Regions from separate parts of the Homo sapiens genome. Here region 2 is linked to region 1. A link is an interaction called in ENCODE POLR2A ChIA-PET data of the cell type or tissue named here. Cell type or tissue: A673. All regions are shown on one strand. Each heading gives the region's core, and the rest is flanking DNA. Links, peaks and the distances in the headings are about the cores only.

Region 1 (16,011 bases), core at 7,184-11,183:
GCCAGTCTGGGGAGGAGGACCACCTAGGGGCCTGGCAGGTGGTCCAAGTGGCTCCTCAACTGGAACTATGCCCTGCCTTGCCCTGGTTCCCTGTGCTGGGGTGACTCTGTGCTCAAGCCTATGATAATCGTCTCTCTGCCTGCCTCTGGTGTCCCTGGTCCTCCTTGTACTGCAGGAGCTTGTGCAGGGCAGGGTGAGTGGCGGGGACTTGACTCTCACAGTCCCTAGCTCTACTGGCTCTGAGATTTCAGCCAACCTCCCCTCCATGAGCTGCGCTGTCCTCATCTGTAAAGTGGGGGGATTGGCAGAAAGCCACGGACAGTTTCCCACAGTGCCCTGCCCATCAAGCAGGCCATATTCAGACAGTGCTGTCATTTCACCGAATGGAGGACTCCCTCTCACCCCCTCTGGCTGGCATTTCACCAAACCGAGGGTTCCCTCTCACCCCCTCTGGCTGGCATTTCACTGAGCAGGGGGCCCCCTCTCACCCTCAGGCAGACCTGTCATTGCACCCAGCCTTTCTCTCTCCTGATGTGCAACACCAGGCTGGGCCGGCGCTGACCACCCTGGACATGGCAGTGTGGACGGTAACAGAGCCGGTGACCCGCCCTCCGTCGGGGCGCCTTCCCTGGCGGCTCTTGCTCCTGCCGTCTTGAGTTCAACCTCCCAAGAGGGGCTCTGGTGGGTCCAGGTAGTTCTTCTCCCCGCTGTGTGTGGCTTTTGCTCCTGATGGTTTCAGGCTGTCGGTGCCCCGGGGGTTGGTGTTTTCCCCCCAGCTCCTGGTCTCTAAGCTGAACTAGGTCCAGGCTCTGTGAACACTGCCCAGTCCCTGTGGCAGCTCCATCAGGGGCCTCTGAGCGTGGCAGGCACCCATGCACTGTGGGCGTTTTCTTTGAGATGCTGCCTGCCCGTTGCGAGCTGCTGGCCTAAGCTCCTCACTGAGACTGCCTGGCATTCGGAGGACGACCACAGGGGTGTGAGCTGCCCCGGGGTGCATTCGCGTCAAAGAGGTTGAGGTGGAACCAGCTGCGACCCTCAGCAGCAGCAAGTGGCCACTTTGGGGACCCTGTGGGTTTTGAGTCAGAGGAAAACAGAGTTTAAGCCTTTTCCCATTTGTCCTGAGAGTACTCACCAGGGGCTTGCGACTGCAGTGTTTACCCCGAGATAACTCCGCCACGAAATAGCTCGATTTTATTATTATTTTTGCATCGCTCTAGTATATTGACTTTGGAAACAAAAGACGTCATATCCTACTCATAGCATTCTGTTTCTAGTAGCGGCATTTCCATTTACAAAATAGAGTCATTCTCGATCGCTGAAAATGTCACATCCTAGAAAACACAGAATTCCTACGCGTGGTTGTTCTCGGATGTTTGTTGGCCAAAGATTGATTTGACGAATCCGTTTTTTCCAAAATAGACGATTCTGATGATTCACGCGAGTCTGATGTTAGTTCTGTTTAGAAATGACTCCAAGAACAGTTTTTATGTTTTATTTTCTCATTGAAAAGCAGTCAGATTTGCTTCAGCCTCAAGAAGTGTGTTTATGTAAAATTAAATGAGTGCTGGCTTCGAGCCGCACTTTTTTTTCCCCCTAAACAAGAAAAGGGTTAAAACTGGAAGAACCTTAGAAATGACCCCTCAATGCACAGATGCTGACACAGAGGCCCAGAAAGAAGGGTGTTTTTGGGGTCCCTGGGAAGCTGGGGCTCTGCTGCCCTCAGGACATGGAGCGGGAATACTCAGCCCAGGGCACCCTGGCCTTTTCTCTCTGGGCTCCCGGGTGAGTGTTCAGGACAGCAGCCAGGTCATGACTGATGATTTTCTAGGGACCTCTACTTTGCTCATTTAGAATCACTGTGACCCTATGGGGTGGGGGGCACCGGAGATGTTTGTTCCGTTTTACAGTCAGTAAAACTGAGGCCCAGAAGGAGCCAGGATGTGCTCGAGGTTGCACCTGAGGCCAGGGCACAGCAGTGTCCAGGGTTCTTTTAGAAACGTTGCCCTTGGTCTGAGTCCTAGGCGCGTGGGTCCAAAGGGATCTCAGGTGGGAGGATGGTGCTGGGGGGTGGGGCCCACCCAGCACCTCTCAGGGAGGCCCGGACTCATGGCTGCCCGGGGCTGGGTGGAGGAGCTCTGTTCCTCTGGGTCTGTGCAGGCAGGAGCAGAGGTCATCTCCTCCCTGAGTGAACAGGCCTTGACGGTTGTGTCATGGGGCCCCGTTGGGGGGACACTGTTTAATCTGACTGGCATGAGTAGATTTCAACGGGTCCAAGTCTGACTGCTGTGGGGTGCCTGGGAGCGGGGCTGGGTGTGCACGGCGGAGGCCCCAGATACCATCCTGCCTGGAGATGCAAGGTGGGAAGGTGTGGCAGAGTCCTCATGGCCTTGGCGGGCTCGGGTGGCAGGGGGGACCTCCATCTCCACCCTGCTCTGTTTGACCTGGGCTGCTTACTGGAGGGTGGAGGGAGAGCAGCAGGGCCTTGGAGGGACTTAGTGAATGACCAGCAGAAGGAGTGGCTTCCGATGGCACAGGCGTCCAGGGCAGATGGTTCCGGCCCGCTTACGGTGGGTGAGACACGCAGAGGAAATACCCTCAGAGCTAAACCCTGGCTCCTGGGTCAGCCACGGAGTTTCTTCAAGCCCCAGCTTCTGTATCTGGAAAGGGGGTGAGGAGATGACCTTTCTTGAGTAAGTCAGTGCTGGAGAAGCTGTTCGTGTTCGCTGAGGGTCAGCTTTTGTCGGCGCAAGAATCAGACCTGGCCATGTTGCGGGGCACTCACTCAGCCAGTCTGGTTGGGAAACCTGCCTTGACCTTGGCTGGAGCGAACCCCTCTCCCAGACAGTGATTCATCGGGGGATGTGGTGTTGAGGAAGGGGTGGTGAACACGTGCTATTGAAGGGACGCTGTTTTTCTCCCCCCGCCCCCGGGGTTTCGTCACTGGCCTGGGAAAAGGCTGAATTTGGAGCCCTGTGGGCCGTGCACTTGGTGAGGACTGGTGGGTGGGGTGTGTCCCGGCTGCCAAGGGAGGAAGGCACACCGTCCTCTTTTCCTCTTTTCCTGAGGCCTCGTGGTGGTCATGACAGTAGCAGGGCCGATGACAGCTCACACGGCCAGCAGTGTGGGCTCCTCACTCAAAGCTCAAACATGAGGCACAGGCGAGCTTGGTCACCTGGCAACTTGCTCAGGGTCACATGTCTGCTCAGCCATGGCCGGGACTCCAATCTGCCTCGCGTCCTCTCCTGCTCCTTCTGGGCCACGCTGCGCAGGGAGAAGGACCCCGGCTGGGTGGAAGCCCTTGGACTCCCTGCCTCAGTTTACCCATCATGTCTTTTGACCTAACCATAGCGACCTTTGGCGCTTATGTATAAAGCTCGCTCTCTTGGCTGCGTCACCAGGCCTGGGTTCCAGAGAGCCCTCCCTCCCCATGGGCCCAAGGAAGGGCCTGGAGTGAGGTGGCCAGCCGCAGCTTGGCTGGGATGGTATGGTGGTCCATAAGGCCTCGTGGGCTGTCCAGCTCCAGCCAGCCAGCCTCGGTGAAGCCAGCCGACTTGGCGGCAGTCTCCAGCACTTTGAGACGTTTGTCCCCCTCCTGCCCCCGTCCAGCTATGACAAGTGGGCTTTCAGTAGATATGACAGCCTCTGGTGGGGGGTCCCTGGCCCCTGTCCATGTCTCTACACTTGACTTGCTCGGAGTTCACTGGCCCGAAATAATGTTCCCAATGCAAGTCGGCGGACGGAACATTCGGAGTGGACGGTTTGCTTCCCCCCCACTTTTTAATACATTAAACATGCGTTACTGGAGTTCTACCCGATTCCTCTGACAGCTGTGAAAAAATAAAGAAAATTCAGTTTGAACTTAAAAAGCTCGGGCTTAATTTATGTCCCGCACCTTTGTCTGCTGGGTCCTTTTTCCTCTTCCGATGGAAAGGCCCCAGGGAGCGGGCGACAGAGGCTCGGCCACCCCACGTGGCCCCTCAGTGCCCGGGCCTTAATAGGGGCGCCCAGTGGCCAACACGGAGGGGAGTTTTCAGATGGAAATCGGACAAAACAATGCAATCATCTGTCTCGCAATCTGTTTTGAAGGGGAAAGAAAGAGCGGGCAGAGAGGAGAGAGTCGTTTTCTACTAGGGGAGGCTTCATTCAGAGAGTTTTATAGGAGAAGACAGATGTCATGAATACTGATGTGGAGAGCCTGGGTCTGGCAGAGTTTTTTTAATTTTCTGAGTTGTAAAGACAAAGTGTTTTAATAACACAGGGAAACACATGTTGATGGGTGGGTCTTTAGCTCATTCTGATTTCTCTAACTCCCTCTCTTTCTCCTCCTTTCTTTCCGTCTTTCTGCCTGCCTGCCTGCCTGCCTGCCTGCCTGCCTGCCTTCCTTCCTTCCTTCCTTCCTTCCTTCCTTCCTTCCTTCCTTCCTTCCTTCCTTCCTTCCTTCCTCCCTCCCTCCCTCCCTCCCTCCCTCCCTTCCTTCCTTTTTTTGAGACAGGGTCTCGCTCTGTGGTCCAGGCTGGAGTGCAGGGGTGCAATCTCTGTTCACTGCAACCTCTGCCTCCTGGGTTCCAGCGATTCTCTTGCCACAGCCTCCTGAGTAGCTGGGACCACAGGCGCCCATCGTCACGCCCAGCTAATTTTTTTGTAGTTTTAGTAGAGATGGAGTTTTGCCATTTTGCCCAGGCCGGTAACAAACTCCTGGCCTCAAGTGATCCACACACCTCGGCCTCCCAAAGTGTTGAGATTACAGGTGTGAGTCACCATGCCCGGCCTCTCCTTTTTTCTTCTTCTTTCTTTCCTTTCTCCTCCTTTTCCTTTTATCACCCTGTCTCCCTCTGTCTGTCTCTTTCTCCCTGTTTCTTCTCTTGGCCTGTTATGGGGTTCGGGAGCCACACAAAACATTTCCTTCTGTGCCCTTTCACGGCCCACCTTCCTGGTTGAGAGAAGGAATCTGCTCTTCTGAAGCACTGTGCTTCCATCTGAATGGCACAGCATTTCCGAGTTTGGGGACAGAATGTATTGAGCTAAAAGAGGTGTTTGCTCATGCACTCACTCTACAATGGGGGCGGGAAAAACAGGTGAATCAAGTGTGGGGCCTGCCTGTCCGTCAGGAGCTGCTGGTCAGACAAATATGAACGTGGACACAACCTGCTGGGAGGCGTCTCTGCTTTTGGCTCTCTGGGCAGTGGGGCACGTGTGCCCATAAGGCAGGTGCTGTCCCTGGTCTTGGAACTTCTTATGAAACCAGCCTGCCCGGCACCTCCTGCCATCCCTGTGAGGTGATGGGACAGGTGCTAAGCCTGCCCTTGGACAGATAAGAAAACTGCAGCCCCAGGCACAGAGGCACAAGCTGAGAGGTGACGTCAGGACTGAACTGTGAGCCTGGGAGTCCAAATCTAGGCTCACCCAGTCTTTCTGGCTCCAGTGAGGGCCCGCCACTGTCATCCGACGGATGGCATGTGTGATTTTTGGCACACGCCTGTGCAGGTGACTCCCACAGGTGCCCCGGAGGGAGGCGCTGCTGTGATGTTCATGCTACATGCAGGAAACAGAGAGGTTGAGTGACTTGCCCACAGCCCCACAGCTCCTACCTAGTGAAGCCTGGTTTGAGGCCACACCTGCCTTACTAGTTTTATTATTTATTTATTTTTTGAGACTGAGTTTCACTCTGCTGCCCAGGCTGGAGTGCAGTGGCGCAGTCTCGGCTCACTGCAGCCTCCGCCTCCGGGGTTCAAGAGATTCTGCTGCCTCAGCCTCCAGAGTAGCTGGGACTACAGGCGCCAGCCACCACACCCAGCTAATTTTTTGTGTTTTTAATAGAGACGGGGTTTCACCATGTTGACCAGGCTGGTCTTGAACTCCTGACCTCTGGTGATCTGCCTGCCTTGGCCTCCCAAAGTGCTAAGATTACCTGTGTGGGCCATCATGACCAGCCACTATTATTTTTTAAATTGTGGTAAAATATAACATAATATTTATCATTCTAGCCAGTTGTGAGTGTACAACTCTGTGGCATTTCATCCATTCATGATGAGGTATAGCCACTGCTGCTCCCTATACCCAAACATTTCCAGAGTCCTCAGCAAAACCTGGGTACCCATTAAACAGCAACTCCTCCCAGCCCCTGGTAACCTCTGTTCTTCTTTCTGTGTCTGTGGATTTGACTTCTCTGGGCACCTCATGTGAGCGGAATTGTACGGCATGTGTGTCTTCATGTCTGGCTTATCTCACCCAGCAAATGTCGTCTAGCTTCATCTGTGTTGTAGTGTGTGTCTGAGCTTCCTTCCTTCTTAAGGCTCAATACTATTCCAATGTGTGAAGAGACCACATTTCGTTTATCTGTTCATCTGTTTGGTGACTGAGCTCCCTCCATGCTCTCCAACAATAATCATGCTCCTCCACAGACAGGTGTCTTGGCTGATGGTGTCAGAGACCCCCTGGCAAGCCGCTGCTATGGGAGGGGTCTTCTCCCTCTCATGCCACCCAAGGAGACTCTGTGGGGTCCCTGCAGACCCCGCAGCATGGTCAGGGGCTCTGACTGGAGGCTGTTCCCTCCAACAGGACTCAGCAGTCAGGGTCTCCCAGGGAACCCCTGTATGCAGACTCTGGGAAGACAGGTGGATCAGGTGTGGGGACTGTCTGTCCCTCAGGAGCTGCTGGTTGAATGAATGCGACTGTCTCCTGCTGGGACACGCCTCTGCCTCAGGCTCTGGGCAGTGGGGGACGTGTGCCCCTAAAGAAGGTACAACCCCCGGTCTTGGTGCCTGGAGTCATAAGATCCATAGACACAGGGCAAGAGGGGCTTCCTGGGCACCCGCCGTGTGCAGGCTCTGCGTGAGGCACAGGGTTCGGGACTCAGTGGTGAATAAACTGCCATCCCCTTGTGGGGAAGAAGGGCAGGTGCACCTAGCTTACGCGTTCACTTGACAAGCAAGTATTGAGTGCCTTCTGTATACAGGTCTGCAGCTGGTGCTGGGGGCCGGCCTTTGGATCTGGTGTCCACCCCCTGACCTGGGCCCAGGCCCTCCCCATCGTCCTCTGCCGTAGGAGGTATCAGAGAGCAAGTACCTTCCTTAGTCACACCCATCACGTACATAGTGGATGTGCCTCTTTTTCGGGGCAGGGGGTAATCTTAATCACCAAGCAATTACTAAATGCCGACCATGTTCTCAGGCTTGGCAGAGGTGGGTGCTTGTTACCCCAAGGGACAACCACTTCCCTCCATGCTCCCCACCCCACCCAAGACCCTTCTCCACTCCACTCCTGACTGCCGCCTCCCACCTCTGCCCTGGGTCGCTGTCTTTATTGTCTTCCTCAACATCTTCCATGGGAAAGGCCAATGGCTTGAAACAGGATTGACGAGACACCCGGGGCCTGCTCCACACCCGTGGGCTCCTGGGCGTGCACCCAAGAGCCTCCACCCCTGAATGGCTGGCATCCAGGTGGGCTTCCCATAAGGAGCCCCCTTCTGCGGGCCTGGGAGGGTGGGGAGCCTGTGGCGAGGTGGCGGGGAAGAGAAAGGGCACAGGTGCCCCCTCACTCCGAGCCTATCGGATCCCGGAGACTTGCAGGCTATAGACCTAGAGGTCCAGCCAGGAGGGCTGGCAGGGACCATGAAGCAGGAGACGTCAGGGCAGAGAGAATGCCTTTTAGAGCCAGATAAATTCTTACTTCCCCTTTCCCAGCTGCGTGACCCTGGGAAACTTCAACACTCCGTGTCTCAGTCCTCTCATCTGTAAAATGAATCTGATGAGAACTGTGTAAGAATAGAGGTGTGTGGAGAGCTCTCTGGTGCCAGGCTCATGGCAAGACTGTGGTGACACCAGCCATCGGAAGGCAGGGAGGCTCCTCTGTGGACAGCTGGATGCACAGGTGCGTAGCAGGAGCTCAGGAGGGTGTGCCCGCGGAGTCGCAGGTAAGGGAGCCACTCCAGATTGCAGAGCTTGGCTTGGAGGTGTCGCCTCAGGAGGGTCTTCCATTGCCTGGAGACCCCACATAGGCCCTCTTCTTCCTTCAAACACAGCCCCCAACCTCTCTGCAGGGAAGTCCTCCCTGACCTTCCAAACCAGGGCAGACCCTTGTCTGGGCTCCGTCGGCCTGGACATGGTGCCATTTCCCACTAGTGGGGCAGAAGCCTGTCTACTTCAGTCTCCCTTGTGTCCCCAAGCAATGGGGACTTGAGCATAAACGTTCATGAGTGACACATTTATATTGATAGGCAGGGCCACACTGTGGGAGGAGCTGGTGGCCTGAGAACCCCTGTGAACAGCAGGGTGACACGTGGCCTCTGGTGATCCCTTTTGGGAAACGTCTGAGAGTCTGAGGCTGTCAGGCCCCTGACGCTGACTCATGGCTGGGACAACCTTGAGAGAGTCACTGCTCTATTTCCCCATCTGTCAGCCAGGGGCTTGGCATGGGTGTTCTCTGTGGGTCCTTCCAGCACTGAGGTTCTGAGGTCATTGTTGCAGGGGTAGACGACTCTGGGGTGGCAGGTGGGGCTGCCGTAATCTTGGGGGAATGAGCTTTGCTTTAGGTGAGGCTGTGCAGAGGCATCTGTGTCGAAGGAGACCAAGGCCTGCTCTGCTTGCCTCCCTGCAGCTGGCTGGGCTCCTTGCTCTCCAAGGTTCCTGGACTTTCCTCCAGACCCGAGTGCAAGCTCCCTGTGGCTTCCACCCACCGCTCACAGGAGTCTCTGCAGCCACCAGACCCAGAGCCCAGACACCATCCACTGTCGGGGAGAGGCACGTGTCCACAGCTTCCTGGAATGCAAGGCTGCATGTGGCCAGGGCTGCTGCCCGCTGAGGGGCAAGTGCATGCCTGGAGACCACAGTAAGGAGCCAGTCTCATGCTCTGGGAGTTTAGATAAGGCTTCATGCCCCTTGGAGCCAAACCTCTGAATTCCATGGAGTTGTTGGGTCAAAGAGCTTGCCTAGGTCTGAGTTGTGGATACCTGTTGTCAATGAGCTCTCCACAAAGGGGTTACCATGATAGGTCCCACCACCTGTACCTCTCCTCTCCAAATTTCACCACTGTTCTTTCACACCTTTGCCAATTTGGTAAGTGCAAAATGATATTTTAGTTGTCTATGCTTACACTGATTGGAGGAATGCTTTAAGTTTGATTATTGGTAAGTGAAACATTTTGTTACCTGTATTTACTGATCCCACTTTCCTTTTATGAATGTCCCAGTTACATCTTTTGTCCATTTTTCTATTATTGTGTTTCTTGTTCTTACTGATTTGTAAGAGCTCTTTGTATATTCAGGTTATGAAGAGGGTCAAGGTTTATTCATGAATGACATTTCTCTTTTCTGAAGGGGGCAAATGGAGCATTTACTCCTTTCTCAAAGTGAGCTGATATTTGAATTTATTATTGTCTATTTTTCCATACTCTGTTTTACACTTTTCTTTGCACTTTGTAGCTGTCTGGGCACAGATGCCACCGAGAGAGCTAGAAAAAGTCACAAGGAGATCTTGGTCTCAGAGCAAAGGGCCCGCATGTAACGGCTTTGTAGGTCCCAGTGTGCAGGAGAGGATGTCTGAGTTCATGCTCTGGGTGCTTTCCCTGGCCGGCAGATGACAGGGAAGGAGCAAGCCCCAGTCCCTCCCCAACACACACAGCCCCTGCCCCCGACCAAACACGAAGTCACTTCTTTGGGGACAAGCAGATTTTTCAAACAAAGTTTGCCAAATATGCACATTTTTTTTTTTTCTCCAGGGCAGATGCAAACGGTCTTTTCAAATCAGTTTGGAGGAAAATAAATGAGCCCACGCTGAGGCTTCAATAAATCTTTGCGTAGCCACAAGGGTGAGTTTTGGGCCCGATGAAGGGCCCAGTGTGTGGCTTATGAATGATGCCCAGTGACGGCTCTGCTGCCCCCGCCTTCCCCTCTTCCCCTCCTCCGTCCCCCAACCCAATTTAAACTTGGACATTAATGTTTTAAGACAAAGGGACCTTTGGGCATTTCTCCCCCTTGTGGAGGAAGTCTCTCCGGTGAATTATTTGTCGTGGCTGTGCTCGGCGTGTGATGGGGGCTCGTGTCTCCGAGCCAGGGCCTGTCTCCAGGAGATGATCCATGTGCCGCCCTCCTGCCCTGGGGGCTCCAGGACCCCCAGCCCCAGATGCAGACAGGACTGTGGTCCCCCGAGGGGATTATTCCTCCCTGCCTGCCATCCCTGCTGGATCCTGGATCGTGCTGGCAGCAACCCAGTGTGGCTCACATAGACATCGCCTCTTGATGGGTCTCCCTGCCTTAGTCCCCATCCATTCTCCAAAGTGGGGGTGGCCGAAGGATGGCGTGAGAGGCTCTGAGCCTGCCTTTCCCCTGAATATCCCTGGATCAAGCCCAAAGCCTTAGCTTAGCATCCTGGTGACATCTCTGCTCTCATCTCCCTTCCTCTCCCTGGTGTGGACACTGCACCCACCACCAGCTCTGAGCACATGGCCCATTGGCTCTGCAGGGGCCCTCCTCTCTGTCTGCAGTGGCCACCTTGCCACCAGGCCCACCTGAAGGAACCGTGCCTCTCTTTACGGACTGACCCCAAGGTTTGCCCATGCTTGGAGGTCTGTCTGACTTTGCTTTCCTGATGCCTGGCAGTGGACCACCATGCCCACTTGTCGGTGGCTGTGTAGCTCATACTCACTCCATCTGGCAGTTTCCACCCACCGAGGACCACTCAAGTTTGCCCCACTCCATGTCTGCTGTTGGGAGGGGATGGTGCATCCCACAAGCAACAGGAGCCACGGAGCTGGGGGCTGGGGCTGTCAGCCTGGATGGGCCAGGAGGGGACCTTGCTGTGCCTAGTGGAAGAGTAGGTGGTCCCCTACTGGCTCCAGGCCGCTGGGTGGGTCACTTGCCCATCCCTGCCTGGGTGTCTATAGTGGGTGTTCCCGCCAAAATTCATGTCCCCCTGGAACCTCAGAATGTAACCTTATTTGAAAATAGGGTCTTTGCAGATATAGTTAAGTAAGGATCTTGAGATGTGGTCATCCTATATTGGGGGAGGGGACAGTAAATACAATAAATGTCCTTGGGAAAGACAAAAGAAAAGACCCAGCCACAAAGAAGAAGGCCATGTGGAGACAGAGGCAGGGATGGGGGTGATGTGGCTACAAGGCGTGGAACTCAGAGCCCCCAGAAGCTGAAGGAGGCGGGAAGTTTCCTCCCAAGAGCTGCCAGGGGTGGGGCGGGGCAGAGGTGGCATGCGGAATGCTCTGCCCACACTGGATGTATGAATCTGTTCTCATGCTGCTAGTAAAGACATACCTGAGACTGGGTAATTTATAAAGAAAAAGAGGTTTAATGGACTCACTGTCCCACGGGGCTGGAGAGGCCTTATAATCATGGTGGAAGGCAAAGGAGATGCAAAGTCGTGTCTTACGTGGCGGCAGGCAAGTGAGAGAGAGCATGTGCAGGGGAATTCCCCTGTATAAAACCATCAGGTCTCGTGAAACTTACTCACCAACACAAGAGCACAGGAAAGACCCATCCTCATGATTCAGTTACCTCCCACTAGGTCTCTCCCAGGACATGTGGGGATTATGGGAGCTACAATTCAAGATTTGGGTGGGGATACAGCCAAACTGTATCACTTGATTTCAGGATCCTGGCCTCCAGGAGTGTGAGAGGGCAAATTTCTGTTGTTTTAAGCCACCTGGTTTGTGGCAATCTCTTCCAGCAGCCCCAGGAAATGAACACAGGGTCCATTGCCAACAGTCCTAAAATCATTTTTGAAGGAAGCATTTCTCAATTTCCAGGTTTCCTTCAAGTAGAGCAGGTCCTTTCCACTGCTGCCACCCAGAGCACTCGTCTGTGAGCCCAGAGAGCTTCAGGCACCATCTCCTCTGCCCTTACAGCTGCCCTGGAAGAGAGAGGCCCATGTTGCCCCCTCTTCATGGACCAAAAAATTGAGCCCCAGAGAGATAGGCACATGATCAAGGCTTCAGAGCTTGACCACTTGGGCTGACTCCCTGTGACTTGGGCCAGGCCACAGGGGGAAGCAGCAGACAGGCTGTCTATATTCACAGAATCTGGTTTTGTGGCTCCACACACTGCTTGTACCTGGGTGGGAGCTGGTAGACTTCACTGCTACCAGAATGTTCACCCAGGAGGCAGTCAGAATGCATTGAATGAATGACTGCCTGACTATGAAGGAATGAATTGATGATGCAGCCAGTCTGGCAAACTCCAGGGATGACGATCACTTTTACCATTTGGACCAACCAACCAATCGGTTAAATTACCATTCAGCCAACCAACCAACCAACCAACTAACCAACCAACCAACCAATCAATCGGTTAAATAACCAACCAACCAACCAACCAACCAACCAACCAACCAACCAACCAACCAACCAATCAACCAACCAACCAACCAATCAACTAACCAATCAGCCAACCAATTCAATAAGCAACTAACTAAACAACCTAACAACCAACTAACTAATTAACCAATTAAATAACCAACTAACCAACCAACCAATTAAATAACCAACTAACCAATTCAATAGCCAATCAATTGATCAATTAACAAACTCATCTCTCCCTCCCTACCTTTCTGCCTTAATGGGAGTGGCTCTTGTTCCCCTTGCAGGGCTCCCAGTCCATAAGTGCCTTTGGCATACTCCATTTGGGAAGTGGACAGCTCATCTCATTTTCTAAGAACACCTCTGGATTATGCCCCTTGGTGATGTAGCCACCTTCCACTCAGTGATGGTCAACATCTGGAGGTGTAAATAGAATACAGATGAATCCAGACTTGGAGCAGGCCATGGGGTATTCTTAAAGACTCCATGTGTGTCTTGGAGTAGCCCATGTCATATTCAGAATCACAGCTGGGGCTCCAAATCCCACTGGCCTACCCATTAATCTATCACTGTAGACTAGTGGTAGAATTGGTGACCAGATATTCTAGTCTGGGATATGATCTTGGGATCTTAAGAGAACTTTCTGCACTTCAAGGTCCAGTTTCTTCACCCAGAGAAGGGGCTGCCAGGTATACCACGAGATGAGAGTTCCTCCACAGGGGGACACAATTGCAGCAGAGATGGCCAAGGGCAGGAACTCCTACTATCCTCATTTATATATGAGGCAAACAAGACTTGGAGAATTCAAGTGACTTGCTCAAGGTAATGCAGCCAGCCTCAAAGAAAGGGAGCCGAGATTAAAACCCTGGCCCACATGCTCCAGAGCTGGGAGGCTTTTCTGTAGGCCCATCAGGAGATAAGTTATGTCTCCTGGCTGAAGGCCACCTTCCACCTCCCAGCCCCCAAGCCAATTGCATCAGACATAAAGATTTGTTTCAGGGTGTCTTGTTGGTTTTCCAGCTCCAACCTGGCTCAGGATCTCCTTTTGTTTTTTGGACTCATTCCCAGTGCAGAGGTGCCTGGGCTATTAATAGCAGAGGAATCTGGGCTCCATCACCAGCCTTTCCATCCATCCATCCATCCATCCATCCATCCATCCATCCATCCATCCATCAGTCCATCTCATATCTATTTGTCTCCAACATCTGGTTTAGTATAAACATCGATAGAATGAACAAATGCACCAGTGGGCCTTGTGTTGGACACTTTCTGTGTCCTGCCTCAAATCATCTCCACCTTCCTTACTGCAGCCCTTCTGCTGACAGCTGGCTGCATGGGGGCAAAAATCTGACAACACCCACTCCTGCTGCCACAGTCTGTCCTTTCTGCTCTGGGGTTCTCTGCTGCAGTGCCTTTGGGAGCTTCTCAGCCATCTGACTCATGCTGGCGAGGTGTGCACTCTGCAGCAGCGCCAGCTGTAAGACACACCCTCAGATGGGCTTGTCCTCTTGCCCTGTTTCATGCCTCCTGGTCCCTGTTTCTGGGCCTTATCCCCAAAACGTGACACTTGAGTAAGCCCTTTTCTAAGGCTCAGGCAGATCCAAAAGCACATTTAAATATTTTCAGGATTCTGCCGATTTAGAGCAACTAGGATTCCAAAGAAGGAAAACTTACTCAATCAGTTTATTGTCAGAGGCTCCACATCATTCATTTGTTTATTCATTTTTTCGCTTATTCATTCAGTCAGGCCACAAGTTTCTTCAGGACTGGGATCATGCTTGTCCCCATTCTGTTCCTAATGGAGGCTATCCATGTAGTAGTCGCTGGCAAATAACTCTTAGTGACTTAAGTTCAGGAGGCAGAAGCATGGTGAAGGGGGCAGATACTGGGCCAGAAAGACATGCATTCCAATCCCAGCTCTACCACTTTGTAGAAGTGGGGTCTTGGGCATGTCATTTCACCTCTCTGAGCTTCAGTTTTCCCATATGCAAAATGGGCATAAAGATAGCAATTTGAGGGGTTCCTGTGGGGCTGCAATGAGACCTCATGCATCAGGCCCTTCACACAGAGCCTGGCGAGGGCTCATGGTGAGGGATGGGCTGTCACTAATGTGACTGGGAGCAAGCAGCCTTGGGCAGTTGGGCTGGATGTCTGGGGCCTGGCACCCGAACTCTTTTGGCCTGCCTCAGTACCCGAGGCTGCCCGACACATTTCTTGGCCTTAGAAACAGCCAAGAAAATCAGCAGCCCCTGGCTCATCGGTAGAAACCCAAAGAAACAAACACCTTGGTGGCCAGGAGGGGATGGGCACCTTGCCCTCCCAGCGGGACAGCTGACAGCAGGCCTGATGCAGTGATCACAGGCATCTGTGGGGGTGACTAGCCTTGCCCTGGCTGTGTGAGACATTTCCTTGGGAAAAGTCTTGCTCCTTTATGTGCATGTCAGCTGGCTGTGAAATGAGAACTTCTGAGAGGCTTAAAGAAACCCACCCAATCTTTGGAGATCTCTGCCGCCCTCTTCAAGTCTCAATAGCATTTTTCTGCCGACGGCTCGTGACTCACAGAGGCTACATTTGTGACTTTCGTACCCTCAGAATTGGATTTAAAGATAATAAAAATTTCCAATAGGAAAAAAAAATGTCTGGGTTCTGACATTATGCTAAGTCTCCACCTTTTGGGGCTGAGTGCCCAGTGGGGCAAATGCGGGTCACTTTCTTGACAGGCCCAAGGAAGGGTCTCCTTCCAGCAGGAACCTTGGATTCTCGAATCAGTATCTTTCCTGATGCCCAGTGTGAGGTGCAATTCTTGAAAGAACAGACCAGATCAGTTTTTTTTCTGTTCTTTTCTTATCATCAGTTTGTTTTAGCTGTCTTTCAGCAAAAGTTTCATGCATTTCATTTCCTTATGTAGTCCTGACATCATCTCTTAAGAGCAAGACACTGGGATCATGCCCATTTCACAGATGGAGAAAGTGAGGCTCAGGAAGAGGAAATAGCTTGTTCAAAATAGTGCAGCTGGAAAGCAGAGTGTCTGGGACCTGAACCCAGGGCAGCCACCCTGCACCAGCCATGTGTCAGAGCCTTTCTCAGCTCCCACCTGGGCAGGTCATCCCACAACCCTTCGTTTCCTGGCCCCAGCCAGTGGCATCTGAGCTGAAGACGGAGGGCTGAGGATGAGGCTGATGGCTTGTGGCTGGTTGGAGTCTCCACAGACCTGTACCCCACTGCGAGCTTCCATGAGCTGCTGGCGCCTCACAGCCCTGGGCCTGAGCCTAGGTGGGGTCACTCAGGGACATGGGCCTGCCTGCTGCTGAGGCTCTCATTCCTGGAGAGAGAGCCCAGGGAGGGAAGGTGGTGGGGGAACCTCGGGGTTGGAGGCGTGGGCCCCCAAGCATGTCCCGTCCTGCAGACACTCCCTGCTGCCCGGGCTGACCATGGGGGCATCCTGCCTGGTGCCAGCCAGCCCAGCCTTGTCTAGCCTGCCTCTGCCAAGTGGCCCATTTGACTGTCCCCATCTGTTTGCCCATGGAGTCCGGAGGGTGTGCCCTGGCCCAGAGCCCAGCTGCAGCCTGGGAAACACCAGACTCCATCCATGGCTCTTTGTTTTATACTTTATCCAATAGGCAGTAAGGACCTCAGAGAGCATCAGGTCCAGACCTCTTGCCCTGCACAAATGGAGAAACTGAGGCAGAGAGAGGGAAGGGGCAGGTC
Region 2 (16,011 bases), core at 4,865-8,864, 880 kb before region 1:
GAAAGAAATTCTAATGCACACTAATTTTAGCATTAGCCCGATGGCAAATATAATTACTGAGTTAATTATCACTCCCCTCCCTAGTTAATCCCAGAGCAAAATGTGGGCACCTTTCATTTCTTCCTTGGGATGTACCCCTGTATTAGTTCAGATGGGGAGGCGGTACCTGCCTGGCAAAGCTCTCAGGAAATTGCTCAACGGGGCATTAATAGCTATCTGAGCGTGTGGCCTGGGCTGGAACACACCAGCCTGGGTGCTGGGTGTCTTCCAGGCTCTGGCCACCTTGGGTTCTGCCCCAGGAAGGAGCAGACTGTCTCCTCTAGGGGACCTGAAGCTTAACGTCCTCACTGTACGAGATAGTTTTGGAGCAAGATATGTTCTGGGGCTTGCTTCTGCGGGTAAAGGCCATTTCTCCAAACTTTCCCCCAGAGCGAACTTGCTTCCCAAAAGGAGTCTGGATCCGGGCGTGGCCGTGCTGCCCTGGCCGCCTCCTCACTTCAGCTGGAGCCTCCGAGCTGACGTCCATGCCTATTCCTCCTGAGCACTGTAGACACAGGCCCCAGCTCTGTCCCCTGCCCTCTCCTCCACTCAGACTCCCTGGGCTCTGAGGCTTTACCTACAGGCCCTGCGGTGCATATTCAGTGAAAGCCTAGATTCAGAGCCAATGACATCAGCTTTTACTTGGTCTCCTTGCTTTCTGGAACCTCCCCTTTGCCCATTTATCTTATGCTCTGGCCAGATTAATTTTTCTCCAAGTAGTTTTCATCACATCCTTCCCTTTCTCAGACAGTCGTGCCCATTCTCCAGCATCTGAAGTTGGAACTTTTTGGCCTGGCAGGCCGTGCCGCCCTGAGCAGACCTGCCCATCTTCTGCCCCTGGTGTGGGCACTTCTCTTGCCAGATCTGTCTGGAACCTTCCATGGTCCACCCAACCTGGGAGGGCCTTGAGGACAGGGGCTGTCTTCGTCTGCGCCCCTCTGCCTCTAGTGTGATGTCTGGTAGATGATCAGTAACTGTTCTGAGGCCAAGGCCTCATCTGTCCAGGGAGCAGATCTTACCCATCTTTTACCTCCTCTGGCTCGAATTCTGCTGGAGCATGAGCTCCCTCTAGCCTAGGTTGTAGAACACCTGTCTGGCTATGTGACAGCTTCTGGGCCAAGTGTGAGGACCCCCATGGTCCTGCAGTAAGAGCCCATATTTCTGGGGTGTGGGAAACCCAGTGTACCCCAAAGGGACTTGACTGTGAAGTCCCGGGTCCACGTGGTACCCACCAGCCTCCTAGGGCCCAGACTCCGTGAGATGCCACGGTGGGGGCTTGGGCATTTGCAGCCTTCACTTGGCATTCTTACCATTTTCAGGAAACTTTATATAAACATTTTTAATCATGCAAAAAAGGAATTATGGAATAATAAATGTTTATATTAAAAAGTCTTGGTGGTTTTGATTGATTTATTTATTTTTTGAGATGGAGTCTCGTTCTGTCTCCCAGGCTTGAGTGCAGTAGCACAGTCTTGGCTCACTGCAACCTCTGCCTCCTGGGTTCAAGCAGTTCTCCTGCCTCAGCTTCCTGAGTAGCTGGGATTACAGGCACCCGCCACCATGCCTGGGTAATTTTTGTATTTTTAGTGGAGATGGAGTTTCACCATGTTGGCTGGGCTGGTCTCGAACTTCTGACTCAGGTGATCCACTTGCCTCAGCCTCCCAGAGTGCTGGGATTACAGGCGTGAGCCACCAAGCCTGGCTTGGTGCTTTTTAAATTTATTTTGAGATAGAGTCTGACTCTGTTACCCAGGCTGGAGTGCAGTGGTGCCATCACAGCCTACTGCAGCCTCTACCTCCCCTGGGTTCATGTGGTTCTCCCGCCTCAGCCTCCTGAGTAGCTGGGACTACAGGCACACACCACCAGGCCCAGGTAATTTTTTAAAACACTTTTTTTGTAGAAATGGGGTCCCTCCATGTTGCCCAGGTTCATTTGGAACTCCTGGGCTTAAGTGATCCTCTTGCCTCAGCTTCCCAAAGTACTGGGATTATAGGCGTGAGCCACCGCGCCTGGCTACTTTGGTACTTTTGAGTTAAAACTATAGAGTAGGTGACTGAGTGATATTTTTAATGCGTTCTCAAGAATTTGAACACGAAGAGAGTGTCACCCTCCCAGGTTATGCCCCCGGGAGTTCATGCACTTGCCACCTGGTCGCTGCTCAGGGGGCCCAGGGAGTTTGCTGCAGTGCCGGAGGACTCCTGGGTCCCGGCTGTGCCTCCCCGCAGCCGCCTGCTCCCTTGGGACACTCATTCATTTGCTGTGGCCACTGCCACCCACAGTCCTTGCCTCGTAGACTCCACTGCAGCTCTGGTTACAAAGAGCGAGTGGTCAGGGACTCCTGACCTGCCATGCAGGGCCCCGTGGGCTTGTGGTGGCTTTGGTGCCGTCCGCTGCGTCTGCCTCTTAGAGCATGGAGTTCTCCTTCTCAGGAGGGCTGAGCTGCTGGAGCTCTAGTCCTGCCGCAGAGCAGCCCCCAAGTGCGGCGTTGCCTGTCCCTGTGGAGCAGGTGACTACCTGGCTGCGGGCGGAACAGCAGGCCATGGCTCTGGTAGTGGTCTGTGACAGCATATCACCCTGTGGGACAGATCCCCGGGACCTAGTGGGGTGGGATAGTGAGAGCTGCGTCCACAGGGGAGGCTCAGAGACTTGTGTGCCCAGTGTGGCCCTGTGTGCTGACCCAGCTGGGCTCTGCCCTGTGTGGCCCCCAGGGTGCCCGGCGTGTGCCCTGATGGCCTGGGGCAGAGCTCCAGAGAGCCATGGCTGGCCGAGGGCTCACGGATTCTCACCCGCCCCCAGTGCCTCAGGAGACACCTGGGCAGCGAACAGCTTGAGGTGTGCAGAGGATGGGTCACGATGGGAGGGAGGCACAAGGGGTGCTTTCCATCTCTTTGGCCACCAGTTTTAATTAAAAAAAAATTTCCATCTGTTTTGAAAGGTTTTATCCTCTTAAGGAAATGACGTTTATTAAGCAACAGCCCCTTCTGCTCATCGTCCAGCTGTGCCCACTGGCAGAGCAGAGGCTGGTGGGATTCCGCCTGCTCCACACCAGGAGGTGCCACTTGGCTTCCCAGTGTCGAAGGCCTTCTTGGACTCAGCACACCTTCACGGCCCCGTGGGCTGTGGGTCCCTGGGTTGGGCATGACTGACTTGGAGGGTGATGAGAGATCTCCAGGATCCAGGCAGGTCTGGCACGCCACTGGGTGCTAGGCGCTGGGCTCTGGGCGGCCTCCTTGCTGTGCTTTTCTCTGAGGGTTGAGGGAGCCCTGCTCAGAGACCACCAGGTGAGCTCTGGGGGTCCCTCTGGGCTCCTGTGCCCTGCACAGCCCGGTTCTGACCACAGACCTCCTCCATCAGGGTGGACTATAGCCCAGAGCGGGATACCACCACGCCCATCACCCCCCACCCCTGGAGCCCCTGACCAAGGCCCTTCTGGGTACTTAACCAGTGATCTGATCTCACCACAGTCAGGGATTAGGGCCTCTCCCGGAGGGCTGGGGTCCAATGGTATGATGTGTTTCAGGTGAGAAACAGGTTCAGGGATGTCCCCAGCCTCACTGGCTGTTGTTGGCAGAGCAGGATGAAAGGCAGACGGGAATGCAGAATTGGGATCTTGCCCTGACCCCTGTGATCCGTGAGGCCCTTGAGCTAGAGGGATGCACTCAGTCGAAGTGCCCGCCTCTTGCTTTGTGTTAGTGTGAAGAGGAGGGGTGGGCCCTGTTCTATTCTTGGCTGCCCACAGCACCTAAGGCCAGCTTGGTCACCAAGGCATGCTGGAAGGTCACCACAGGTGGCACAGGTGGCTTGGGGTGTGCTGGGCAGCAACCATTATGCAGCAGTGGCCTCCAAGCAGAAGCTGCTGTTTCGGACACCCGAGGTATTCCCAGCCTCCTTCCCCTACCCCGAGGTTTGCTGGAGTCACTGAGGGGGCAGTAGCGAGCTGCAGGTGCAGGGTCGGGGTCCTGGGGGTTGCGTGTATGCGCAGCCTCCAGAGAAGCCCATGCAGGCCCCCCTCACCCGTTCCTGCCTGACCTGCTGTTGTGTCCTGCTCCTAGCTCTGCGGTCTGGGACAAGCACGTTAACTGCTTCAGAGCTCAGTTTCCCCATCCGTGATAGGGAATGATCTTTATGCTCCCACAGGCTCGTCCTGAGGCTGCAGAGAGGCAGCGTTGAAAAGTACCTAGCTCAGGGCCTGGCTCAGTGACGGTTAGCTGTTAGGGTTACCATCGCATCGCAATTGTTACTCCATAGTGACGACCCCCCGGGGACTCTGGACTTGTTCAGCTCAGCTGAGAGGCTGCTTGGCCGAAACCATCTCAGCTCTGCATAGTGTGGCCTGGTGGCCTGTGGGTTGCGCTCATGACAACGTGGAGCCTATTCAGTCGGTACCGAGTGTGCGTCCTTGCCTAGCTGGCCTCGGCATTTATTTTGTAGCTGGAGCCCTGGTGGGATGGGGTCAGGTGGGCTCTAGGAGTCTGGGGGACAGGTGCAGGTACCTTCGGGTGCGCCTCCCCTGGGGGCCTCTGCTTTGTCAGAAGTATGGCAGGGGGCTGAGGGCTGACTATCTATTTGTAGGTGTCACCAGAGCAGTCCCCGCCTCTCCTTTTCAGAGGACATTGTTGAGGGGACCCTGCCATCTGCGTCTGGGCTGGCTGCTTCCTCTGTGGGGGGCTCCTCCCGGCTGACCAGCAGCCCTTTCTGGCCCCCTGCATCAGCGCCTCCCCACTCAGCTTCACTGCTGAAGGCAGGGCCAGCCTGGGCACCAGGTTCTTCCCCCTCTGCCCAAGGTCCCTGCCCACCCGTCTTCCCTCGCCCTGGCCGTGACGGTCAGTGCCTTTGCCCCGCTCTGACGACCAGGCCCTGTGCGCAGTTGGCGCTCCGTGGTTGCTGAGAGATGTGCTCTCCAGTCTGTGGGCCAGATGGGGCCTCTGAAGTGGAGGGGGCCCACCCTCTCTCCTGCAGCCTGCTGTGGCTCCCCATCGCCTCTGGGATGAGAGCAGACCCTGCGAAGCCTTGAGCTCCTGGCCCTCCAGCTGTGAGCCCAGGTGGGACCACCCAGTTACAAGAGCGTTAGGCCTGGCTGTGTAGGAGACGTGTGTCTCCACACCAGAGTCCTTGCGGCATATGGGAAGCCTTCATGGTCCTCATGGTGGGGAGGGGTCCCCGGGGAGGCATGGAGTCTCGCTCCTAGGTTGCTGTGTGGCTTCAGCGCTCTGTACCTCCATGCCCCTGTCCTGCAGATGTCAACACCCAGTTGAGGAGAACGTGGACTTTGCCCAGTGTTGTGCAGGGATGGTGGGGCCAGGCTGGAGCCCACGTGTCCTGCCTTCGCCCTGGCCAAGGTGGGGGTTATCTGCCCTGGCCAAGCTGTGCCGCCCGTCCCTGCCCGCCCCAGCAGGTGGGGGCCTGCGGTGGGATCCCACCCATGAGCAGTAGAGGCTTGTTGACTTACTGGCCTCCCAGGCTCCCCCTCCAAAGCCAAGTCCTCCAGGACGGTTCTTGCCCCTGAGAAGGGGCAGTGTGGGTGCTGGGCTGCAGCGAGCCCCTCTTCGTTCCATTTCCTCACAGTCTCGGGGACGGAGGGCTTGTCCTGGAGCACAGGACCGGGATTGTGCTGAGGTCCTGGGAGGCCACGGTCATGAGGGGACCCAGTGAAGGCCAGGAGGGGACAAGCATCCCTCCAGGTATGGGGAGGGTCACCCCAGCGCCTCTGCGGATCTGACCCACTGGCTGCGGCTCCTGTGCTTGACCCTTTTGGCAAAGATATGCAGTGGTCTTTCAGTTGCCCCCCCTTAGGCAGCATGAAAACAATTTAACTCTTGCAGAAAGAACCTGGGAATTGATCTCCCCTGTCACTGATCCCACAAGTGTGACTTTGCATTGGTTTCTTGGTCCCCTTGTGCCCAGTCTCCCCATCTGTAAAATGGGGTGACAGTAGTTCCACCTCCTATGAGGACTGAGTGAAGTCAGGAACCAGAAGCAGCTCCCACATGAGACTCAGAAAGTGTGACAGGCGTGGAGGGTAGGGACCCATGAAGCTAGGCCCGGCACCTTAGGAAGAAGAGGGAGCTTTCCTGCAGGTTTCCCCCGGACGGAATGTGTTTCGTCCTGTGCACCTGCCTGCAGAGCCCCTCGCACGCTGTCAGTCCACAATGAATGCTTGGTGGAAGAGTTCACCCAGGGCCTGCAACACCATAGTGCTCAGCTTCTCCAAATTCTTCTTAACTTCCAGACTCGACACGTAAACTTGATTCCAAGGAAATCAAAGCTGATCGTCAACACTGGACTTTGCAGGCAGCTCCCAAACCCACATGCATATTTACAACTAAGAAATGCCAGTTCCTCAAAGAATGTTAGCCTCTGAGATGCATCAGGAGACCAGGAGGCAAGGGGTTAAAGGCAAACCGTGGCATTCCCCAAATCTGTCCAGTTCCCTGGCATGGTACAGTGTCGCGGAGCCCGAGGTGGCATCTTTTGTTTGGCTGCTGATGGCGGCCTTCGGGCCTTGGCATCCACGTTGCTGCAATTTTCCAGGAACAGTAGATCATTTGAAAGTAGAGCTGCCACGTTTTGCTCAATAAAGGGATTTTGTAGAGCGATGATAAATTTGGCATGTCTTTATTATTATTATTTTTTCAACACTTAAAGAAAATAAAAGCTGGTACAAAGGTATGTTTGTTTCTGAAATGTGTTTCCTTCCCCAGATGTTCTTTTCTGCCAGTTCTAAAATGCGTTCTGAGCTCGGTCCTCCAGTTTCCTCCCTGTGAGGAAGAACAATGAGACCTTTGTAACCACACAGGGGAAACGGCCGCTTCCCTCTGCAGTGGGCATGGGGGAGGGGCTGGGACGTCCCACCTCCTCCCACCTCGATGGAAACCACGAGTCTGTGCCAGCCCAGCCGACTGTCGGGGGGTTTGGCAGCCTCCTTTCCCATGGTGGTAATTTGCAGGGTCATGGCTCAGGGGCACCGCAGTCTGCACCTCCGTCCCTGGATCCGTGCGTTTGCTGTGTGGCCTCGCAGTAAATGCTTCCATCTGCGTGGCATTTATGGACCCTGGGGCTTGGTACTGTCTGTGTTATCTGGAGTCGAACTTGCCCTTTTCCTTTTCTGTCTGCCTTTCTTGCATCAAATGCTGGTCCCCACCCAAAGGGTAGCCCAGTCTGCAGGACACGGCGCAGAGGTAGAGTTGGTGGCTTCACGAGGGTCCAGTGGGGCACAGACCTTCCTCGGCTGCTCTGTCGCTTTGTGACTTGAGACTGCGTGGGTGGGGTACCTGAGGGATCCGTGAGCCCGCCCTTCCCACACGTGTGCATGCACACACACATGTGCACAGTGCTTCAGAAGTACCACCTTAGTTGGATTTGAAGGACAGCCAAGAGACCTGTATAAAGCTTGTAGTTAGAGTCGTTTCGATACTGGCCTGAATTAAGAGCAGTCTCCATGGGGTTGCTGTCTGTGGGGTACGTGTTTAATGAAAATCCTTGTTTTTAAATAAATGTATCCTGCTTTAGAACACCCAAGATATAAAATCTAGACTTCATAGACAAAAATAGCTAACATTTGTTGTGTATCACAGTGTGCCAGGTGGGCTCTAAGAGATGTTTGATTTCTTTAATCCTTCCAGCTGCCCTGTGGGCTGGGGGCCATCCCTACCCTCATTTTACAGACGAAGAAACTGAGGCTGGGAGAGGTCAATTAACTTGCTCAAATTTGGTATAGGCAAAACTAGGAATTGGCAGACGGTGGTTCCAGTGCCTGCCTTTTAATTGGTACTTGAATTATACGAGTGTTTTCTTCCATCAATAAAAGAAATCGGCGAACAGCCTCCCATGGGTTTCAGTAAGTGCAAGCCCTCCTTGTCATCCCAGACCTCAGCCTGCCCATTTAATGGATGAAGACACTGAGGCCTGGAGGGAACAGTGACTTCGGAGCCACTCTCCTGGACTCTGCCACTCCTCTCGCCTCCCATATGAACCTGAGTGGCCACATGACCCTGGGGGAGAGCTACTCAACTGTCCCAAGGAGAGGGTGATGACTGCTGGCCTCCCACCGGCCATCAGCGCCCCACTGACTGACACCCCTGAGTCAGTCTCCACCCTGGAACTGTTTCTCTCACTATTTGCCATGGCCTTGGGCCGCTTCCGGGGGCTTGGCAAGGCAGGAGGCGTGGAACCAAGATGGTATGTAATCAGAATGCTATATTTTGTTGAAAATAAGAATGTTAGTAATGGGCTGGTTTCTGGCAGGTCAAACTGGGACTCTGAAATACATATTTTTCTCTGCTCTGCCCTAAACCTTCTAATTAGTGAAAACGCACATTTGCAGACATCAATCAAATGTCATATTCCCTAGCAGCTTGTCCTGGGATCACTGAGCTGGTCACATTCCACAGTTGCTAACTCAGGGCTTGCAGAGTATGTGTGCACGTGTGTGTGCATGCGTGTGTTTGTGAGAGAGATACATGCCTTCTGGGGAGCCCTGGTGGCCTGTTTCCTTCCCTCCCAGGCCCCTGAGCTTCTGCTCCCCACCCCGCCCCCAGCCCCTTGTCAGCACATGCGCGGCCACTGCAATGAGATACAGACGTTCGCCCAATTAAAACACAGTTAGTGGAGGACACATGGCTTTCAGGGAAAACTGCTTTCTCTCAGGAAGATCTCTGCTGTGCAGTATTCCATAGCTAGACCCCAGCTCCACTCAACAGTGGACTCCATTAATAGCCTGGGTTTTGGAAGAGGCGATTTGCTTCTGGTAACTGGCTCCGGTGCATGGATGTTCCCTCCTCTTGCTGGAATCTCTGCCCGACCCAGACAGTGCTTGTGAACCAGCCCTGGTGGGCTCCATGGGGTTCTGGGTCTGGGAGGCAAGGACTTGCCTGGGGTCATTCTCATTCTGCACGGCACTAGCCATGCTGGCTGCATGAAGCCGTATCACAGAGACCTGTGGGTCCTTTACATCTGATCATCCTGTCATTTGTATCTGTATCTGGGGTGGTTAGTTGCAAACAATTCCACAGTAGCCAAATCAAGAAAGTCACTGGCTCTCGCAGGAGCGCGATTGGTGTGGGGCGAGCCTGGGGGTGTAGCCCAGGCAAGCCCTTCACCCTGATGCGCATTAGCCTTCTTATCCAGGAAATGGGGGGAGGCGGTCTGGGCCCAGGGAGGGGAGCATGCCAAGCTGGGGATCTCCACCGGTCCAGGATTCAGGGCGCCTCTGACCGTTCTCTGCCCAGTGCCTCCTGTTCAGTTTTACTTTTGTGTTTTCCATTTCACTTCTGCCTCTAGGCCAGTGTTTTTCAAAATATGTTTCCTGAGTGGAAATGAAAAAATGTTCTGTGATCAGGCGCAGTTGGGAAATCCTAGGGGAGAGAAAGTGAACTAGGCTTCCTCACCGCAGGACTTCTCAGAGCCTTTAAAATGGTAATTATGCTCCAGGCCTTGTGCCCCTCTACCTAGGCATCCTTTACTGGTTGGGAAGAGACGGCAGGTTACGGGTGAGTCCGGGTAAGTGGAGTTGTGCCTAAGCTGATAACCTGACGTCACCAACACTGTTCTGTCACCTTGCTTTGGTGTGGCTTCTTCACAGTTGTCACATCTGGGCCGTTTGGAGTGACCTAGCAAGTCCTTTGCTTGTCTCCCAGGACTTTCCGGAGTAGCCAAGCAGAGCCTTCGGCCAGTTCCCTTGTGGGGCCAGGCCCTGCCCGGGAGCACAGGCAGGAGAACAGCTGCCTCCCCGCCTGCCCCAGGGCCTTGGTGTCAGGGCCATAGCCCCCAGCTCTGCGGTGGAGCAGCAGGGACCTGCCTGGCCCATCTCCCTGTTGAGGGAAGACCCGGAGGCGCCTGTCCTGTTCTGTGTGCTCCGAGGTGTCTGAAACCAGCTACCTCATTTTCTTTTTATCTTTTGCAAGTGATTTCTTATTTCCTGCTCCACCCCCAAACGTGCCCCCTGTATGTTTCCTGTTCGCCTGCTTCCCTGACCTTTGAAATGTGGTCCCTGCTCGGGAAACTTGCCTGGACCTCAGTCAATTATGGTTTTCCTCTGGGCTGTGTGTGTGTGTGTGTGTGTGTGTGTGTGTTTGAGTGTGCAAGTGTGTGCATTAGGATTAGAGAGAATTCGATGGGGGGCCAGGGGCCAACAGGAATGGGGGTGGCTGAGCTGAGAGGCCAAGGGCAGGTTCCAGGTTGCATTGAGAGCCGAAGCTGGTGAGTGTGAGGCGGGCAGATGTGAGGTGTGTGTGGGGAGTGGGGTGCTGTCTGGGTGACTGGGCTGGGAGAGGGCAGGTGGGGGCCAAGCTGGAAGAGGTGGTGTTATTCTGTAGCACCTGATGTACACAGACCTTGGGGGTGCAGCTCCAGGCTTTCTCTCTCCCCACCCGCCCCTGAAGGCCCCACTCTCCCGCCTTCTGCAGCCAGCCTTCCTTTTGTCTGCCCCTGAGCTCCTCCGCTCTTGTGGTCGTTAAGAAAAGCTTTTTATAATCCAAGTTGGTTTGGGAAGAGGCAAACTGTCCTTTCCCAACAGTCATATGCCAACCCTGGCCACATCTATTCTGGATTTGAAGCAAAATATGGTATTTATTCATTATTGTCATGCAAATGTCAGCAGCTCGCTCATTCTTGATGGAGACAGCACCTGGAATGGGAGGGATGGGTCCACGGCCAGCATTGGAGGTGCTCGGCCCCAGCACCCGGGCCTTGCTCTGCAGGCAGCCCTGCTCTGCACCGGGCCCTGCTCTGCACCAGGTTCCACTGGGTGGCATCAGCCATGCCTGCCCTGAGGAGGTGAAGTGCGGGCTCTCTCCAGTGAAGGTGCAGAGGCAGGGTGAGCTGGCGGGCTTACGGAGGACGTGGGCTTCACCTGGGTCCAGGAGGCCAGGTCACATTCAGCCAAGTATTCATCAGCTGGGTGTAGAGACCAGGGAGGGTTTTTAGGGGTGGGAATGGCTGGAGGCATGGAGGTGGTCAGGGTGGAGTCTACGGGAGACTTGGTCTACTCTGGTGCGGTGGGATTCATGTAGAGAGAGCCCTTGTGGGCTGAGGCCAGGCTGTGGGGTAGATGGGAGAGACCTCCTGGCTTAGCAGGTCCTTGGGTGGATGGATGGACGGATGGAGGGATGTTGGGGGAATTGGTGGGATATAGATGGTTCAGCCAAGGTGGAAATGGGGGAGTAGAGCTATTCCTGGGGTGCTTGAAGATGTCAGCAAGTATCCCACTCCAGCTTGAGTTTGCAGAGCTTTCTCTAAAAGGCAGAACATGTGCTTGGTTAAAGGAAACCCAAGATTTTATTATTGTTGTAAATGTCAAGTCCCTCATTTTGAATCTTTAGACAACTGCAGAATTGTGTCACTGACTTGGGTAAAAGCCCAAGGAAAAACATGAAATTATGTTGCCAAAATTGCGGTCATCGTAGCTGCATGAGGGTTTGAGTGGCCACCGCCACCCCAGTAGGAGAGACGCGTAGATGTTGAATACACTGTGAGCTGCGTGCAGGTAATTGAAACGTGGATGTGGGGAAGGTCCCTGGCTTCATGGAACTGTCTACATAAAAGCGAGCCTGGGTGTTTCCTGTTTCTTCTACCTTAAGAAATTTCCACGAGAAGCTAAGGTATGGTTTTGCCAAGAATGTTGTTAATGGCCCAGCAATGAATATTTTCAGCCACTTGTAGACACCTGAACTTCATTCTTGGCAAACAGGTGTATGATTCTTGGACTTGGAGAGACTGAACTTTGCTGTGCTCAGAATGGAGGAGACCAGCTCACTTGTACTTTGATTTCTCCCTGGTCCCTGTCATTTTAGCCTGATCAGTGCTTTTTCAAGCATTTCCCCTTGAAGGGGAGATAGGACTTTCTGGCTCAGGGATGGGGAGGCTTCCAGGCAGCCTTAAACATTGTCCCTGCCCCACCCTAAGTATCTTTGAAGTTTCATGTTTTATCATAAAGTCTGTGAGAATGTTGCAGACTCCGTTATAGTCATGCTAGTTTTATTTTTTTAAATGTGGTTTGAATTTTATATAAAGTATATGGATTATATCTGAGAACTAATATGCAAGGCCTGTATGCAAAACATAATACAACTTTACAGAAGGACATTGGAGAGGACTGCAGTAGATGTTCACGGATAGGAAGACAGGAGATGGAGATGGCAGTTGCCCCCAGATTGATCAGTGGATTCAGTGCAGGGGCCGGCAGTGCGCTCTCCTCCCTGTTCTTTCCTCCCACCCCATTGCACAAATGTTGGTGCCTGGCATTTAAAGAAGCAGACCAGGCGCGGTGGCTCACACCTGTAATCCCAGCACTTTGAGAGGCCAAGGTGGATCACTTGAGGTCAGGAGTTCGAGACCAGCCTGGCCAACATGGTGAAACCCCATCTCTACTAAAAATACAAAAATTAGCTGGGCGTGGTGGTGGGCACCTGTAATCCCAGCTATTTGAGAAGCTGAGGCAGGAGAATCACTTGAACCCAGGAGGCGGACGTTGCAGTGAGCCTGGATCGTGCCACTGCACTCCAGCCTGGGCAACAGAGTAAGACTCCATCTCAAACAAATAAATAAGAAATAAAGAAGCAGCATGTCGAGGGTGGTGCTATGTAGAGGTGTCGGGGGTGATTGGCATCCAGCATCCGGAAGCAAGGTGGGGTAGGGTGCAGAGGTGACTGACAGCAGAGGCTACTGGAGCAGATGGGAAGCTGGTTATGGAGCTAATAAGTAAATTGATTGAGCAAATAAGTAAACATATGGATAGTAACACAAGCCAGGCTTTGCACTTTGGAGAAGGTGCTTACAAACTTGGACGAGACAGTACCCAGACACATAGCTGAAACTGTAGGTACTGCCACACACACATGCACAGAAATAGAGAAATAGTCATAGATGCATGTGTGTATAAAAGTGTATGTAGGCTAGGCACGGCAGCTCATGCCTGTAATTCCAGCACTTTGGGAGGCTGAGGTGGGTGGATCACTTGAGGTTAGGAGTTTGAGACCAGCGTGGCCAATGTGGCGAAACTCCGTCTCTACTAAAAATACAGAAATTAGCCGGTTGTGGGGGCACACCTGTAATCCCAGCTACTTGGGAGGCTGAGAATCACTTGAACCTGGGAGGCGGAGGTTGCAGTGAGTCGAGATCACGCCATTTTACTCCAGCCTGGGTGACAGAGTGAGACTCTGTCTCAAAAAATAAAATAAAATAAAATAAAAGTGTGAGTATACATACACACGTACAGTTGGTTCTTGTTATTCTTGAAAGTTATGCTCCATAAAGTCACTGGGAACCCTGAATTATTGAATACTGAACCATTGCTCCTAGGGGAAACATCGGGCTAGGTTCCTGTGAGCCTCAGGTCACAACGTTTTTGCCAACTGTTCGATACCTGACCTGGCTTTTTTTTTTTTTTTTTTTAAGACAGCGTCTTGCTGTGTCACCCCAGGCTGGAATGCAGTGGTACAATCATGGGTCACTGCAGCCTTGACCTCCTGGGCTCAGGCCATTTTCCTGCCTCAGCCTCTCCAGTAGCTGGGACTATAGGCATGCACCACCACACCTGTCTGATTTAAAAAAATATACAGATGAGGTCTTGCCATGTTGCCCAGGCTAGTCTCAAACTTCTGGCCTCAAGTGAACCTCCCACCTTGGCCTCCCAAAGTGTTGGGATTACAGGCATGAGCCACCGCACTCAGCCCATAACCTTGTCTTATGTGTGTTTCTAAGACACCTTATTTAGGCTGAGTGCAGTAGCTCACGCCTGTAATCCCAACAGTTTGGGAGGCTGAGGTGGGAGGATCACTTGAGCCCAGGAGGTTGAGGCGGCAGTGAGCCAAGGTCACACCACTGGACTCTAAAGCCTGGGTGACAGAGTGAGACCCTGTCTCTAAAAAGCACCTTATTTACTGTATATTGTTGATTCATTAACATTGAATTCATGGCCAACTACGCTATAACTCATACCTGAATAAAGCCTCTCATGCATATTCTCTCTGTAAGGCGTGGGGCAGCCTCATGCACCTAGGAGCACTACACAGCAGCATATGTGCAGGGGACATTTTATACAGCAAAATTGCCCACAAAAAGCACAGTGATGTGGAAAGCATGGCACTAGCTAGACCGAGAGAAGGACACTTGCTTACATCTCGACAGCCGGAGCAAGAAGATGGGGCGTTGTGGCCTCAGTTGACCTCAGTTTGGAACGTGTGATGGTGACTCAGTTTTTTCACACTCTGCAAGTCAGTGAGTGATTGCAGAAGTGCTGTGAGGTTTAATTTGGGGGATATAAATAAATGTTAGCAAGTAGGCGAGCTCAAGTACGGAATCTGGGAAGAGGGAAGACTGTACGTGTATATCCTACCTCCATCAGCAGAGAGGCCTAGAAGCAATGACCCCAAGTAGCAGTGAGCACACCAGAGCCCAGGTCTGGGTTTCTGAATACCATTCTCCACCCAAAGGAGTCAGAGCTTGTCCACGAAGAAGCTGGTTCTAGGGCTGGGGCAAGGAAAGGTACAAGCCGAGCATGGGGCATCTTATTGTGTAAGAAAGCAAAGAAGTTCTGGAGGACTGGTGGGGACCTCTGGGACAGAAGAGCCAGCTTAGAGGGGTGCTCACTGTCCAAATCTAGGAATATTTGAACGTCAAAATGTTGTGTACATGCCTTAGCGACCAACCCACATTTAAAACAAATTCCTGAATGAGGGCTGTAACTGTAGTCCCAAGTCATTCTTTTTTGTAGCTCATAATAGCCCATAATATTACTATACCATATGTTTGCATTTACCTATTTTTATTTTATTTTATTTTTTTGAGACAGAGTTTTGCTTTTGTCACCCAGGCTGGAGTGCAATGGTACAATCTCAGCTCATGGCAACCTCTGCCTCCCGGTTTCAAGCTATTTTCCTGCCTCAGCCTCCTGAGAAGCTGGGATTACAGGCATGCACCACCACATCTGGCTAATTTTTGTATTTTTAATAGAGACAGAGTTTCACCGTGTTGGCGAGACTGGTCTCGAACCCCTGACCTCAGGTGATCTGCCTGCCTTGGCCTCCCAAAGTGCTGAGATTACAGTCGTGAGCCACCGTGCCCGGCCTGCATTTACCTGTTTTTAATTGTGGTAAAATACATATAACACTTATCGTCGTAACCATTTGTAAGCGTGAAGTTCAGTGGCATTAAGAACATTCATGTTGCTGGTAACCACTGCCACCATCCATCTCCCACCACAATTTAATAAATCATTGAAAACAGACTTTCTTGACCACAAACAATGGTGCAGCAGAAGCATCATAGATCTCTGTCTGTCCTGCTGGCTGAGCTGTGGCATCCTTCCTTTTTTATATTGTAAAAACTGTAAATAAAATGCCATAAAAACGCCAGCGTTGATCTTTGTGGAACTTGCGGAGCTGACTGTAGAATGTGTTGGGGGTATAACAGGACCAGGGCAGCCCAGGTGTTTCTGAAGGAGACGAATCGGGAGGGACTCGCTCCGCCAGGCATCAGGGCAGATTGCAAAGCCTTGTTTTTGCACATCATGCCGATGCGGGGTGGACAGTTAGACCAAGAGGAGCCCGGAAGCAGACCCAGGCTTTGGCATCAGGAGCTTTGGCATCTGGCAGAACTCCTGTCCCTGGGGTTGGGGTGTGAGGAGGTGTGCAGGGTAGTAGCGTGAATAACTGCTTTGAGGAGCTGAAGCTAGAAGGTGCCCAGAGCTGTGTTAGGTGTCAGAGAAGTTGTTTGTGAGGCATTGTGAGTAGAATTAAGTAACTTGAGTGCGTAATTGCCTCTGGGGATCAGGCCTGGGCATGCTCAACATTCACCAAGTCATGTTTGTTTTTCAATGCTCCAGCTCTTCCTCCTCCAGGAAGCCTGCCCAGTCTACCCACAGCCAGGTCTACCCACAGTCAGCCCTTCCTCTTCTTAGAAGCCTGCCCACTCTAACCGCAGCCAGATCTTCCTCTGTCTAGGAAGCCTGCCTGGTTCACCCACAGCCGTGTCTT

Evidence for each region. Peaks named below come from ENCODE experiments on the same cell type or tissue, not always from the same donor. Only the 100,000 strongest peaks of a DNase experiment are listed, where the experiment ranks them.
Region 2: POLR2A ChIA-PET joins it to region 1 with 7 read pairs; 1 of 35 experiments calls an interaction of 5 or more read pairs at or near these places.

Annotation. Positions count from the first base shown.
Region 1 is chr11:69,202,206-69,218,216 of GRCh38, forward strand. No RefSeq gene overlaps it. Among named protein-coding and RNA genes, the nearest start is that of SMIM38, 54 kb to the left of the region's middle. RefSeq lists enhancers at 4,866-5,366, 5,367-5,867, 6,249-6,750, 6,751-7,250. In A673, for the core only: a CTCF peak has its summit at 9,969 (motif pointing left); no DNase peak of the experiment used is centred there; H3K27ac peaks cover 1,421 bases.
Region 2 is chr11:68,321,665-68,337,675 of GRCh38, forward strand. The region is part of intron 1 of LRP5 (LDL receptor related protein 5); the gene reads left to right. LOC124900302 (a long non-coding RNA gene) reads left to right here. Exons shown (of 2, transcript XR_007062749.1): 1 at 1-4,431; 2 at 4,895-6,643. LOC124902698 (a long non-coding RNA gene) reads right to left here. Exons shown (of 3, transcript XR_007062748.1): 2 at 14,373-14,506; 3 at 6,692-6,798. Among named protein-coding and RNA genes, the nearest start is that of LRP5, 17 kb to the left of the region's middle. RefSeq lists enhancers at 6,691-7,268, 6,717-7,011, 10,727-11,302. In A673, for the core only: no CTCF peak of the experiment used is centred there; a DNase peak (open chromatin) is centred at 6,837; H3K27ac peaks cover 1,265 bases.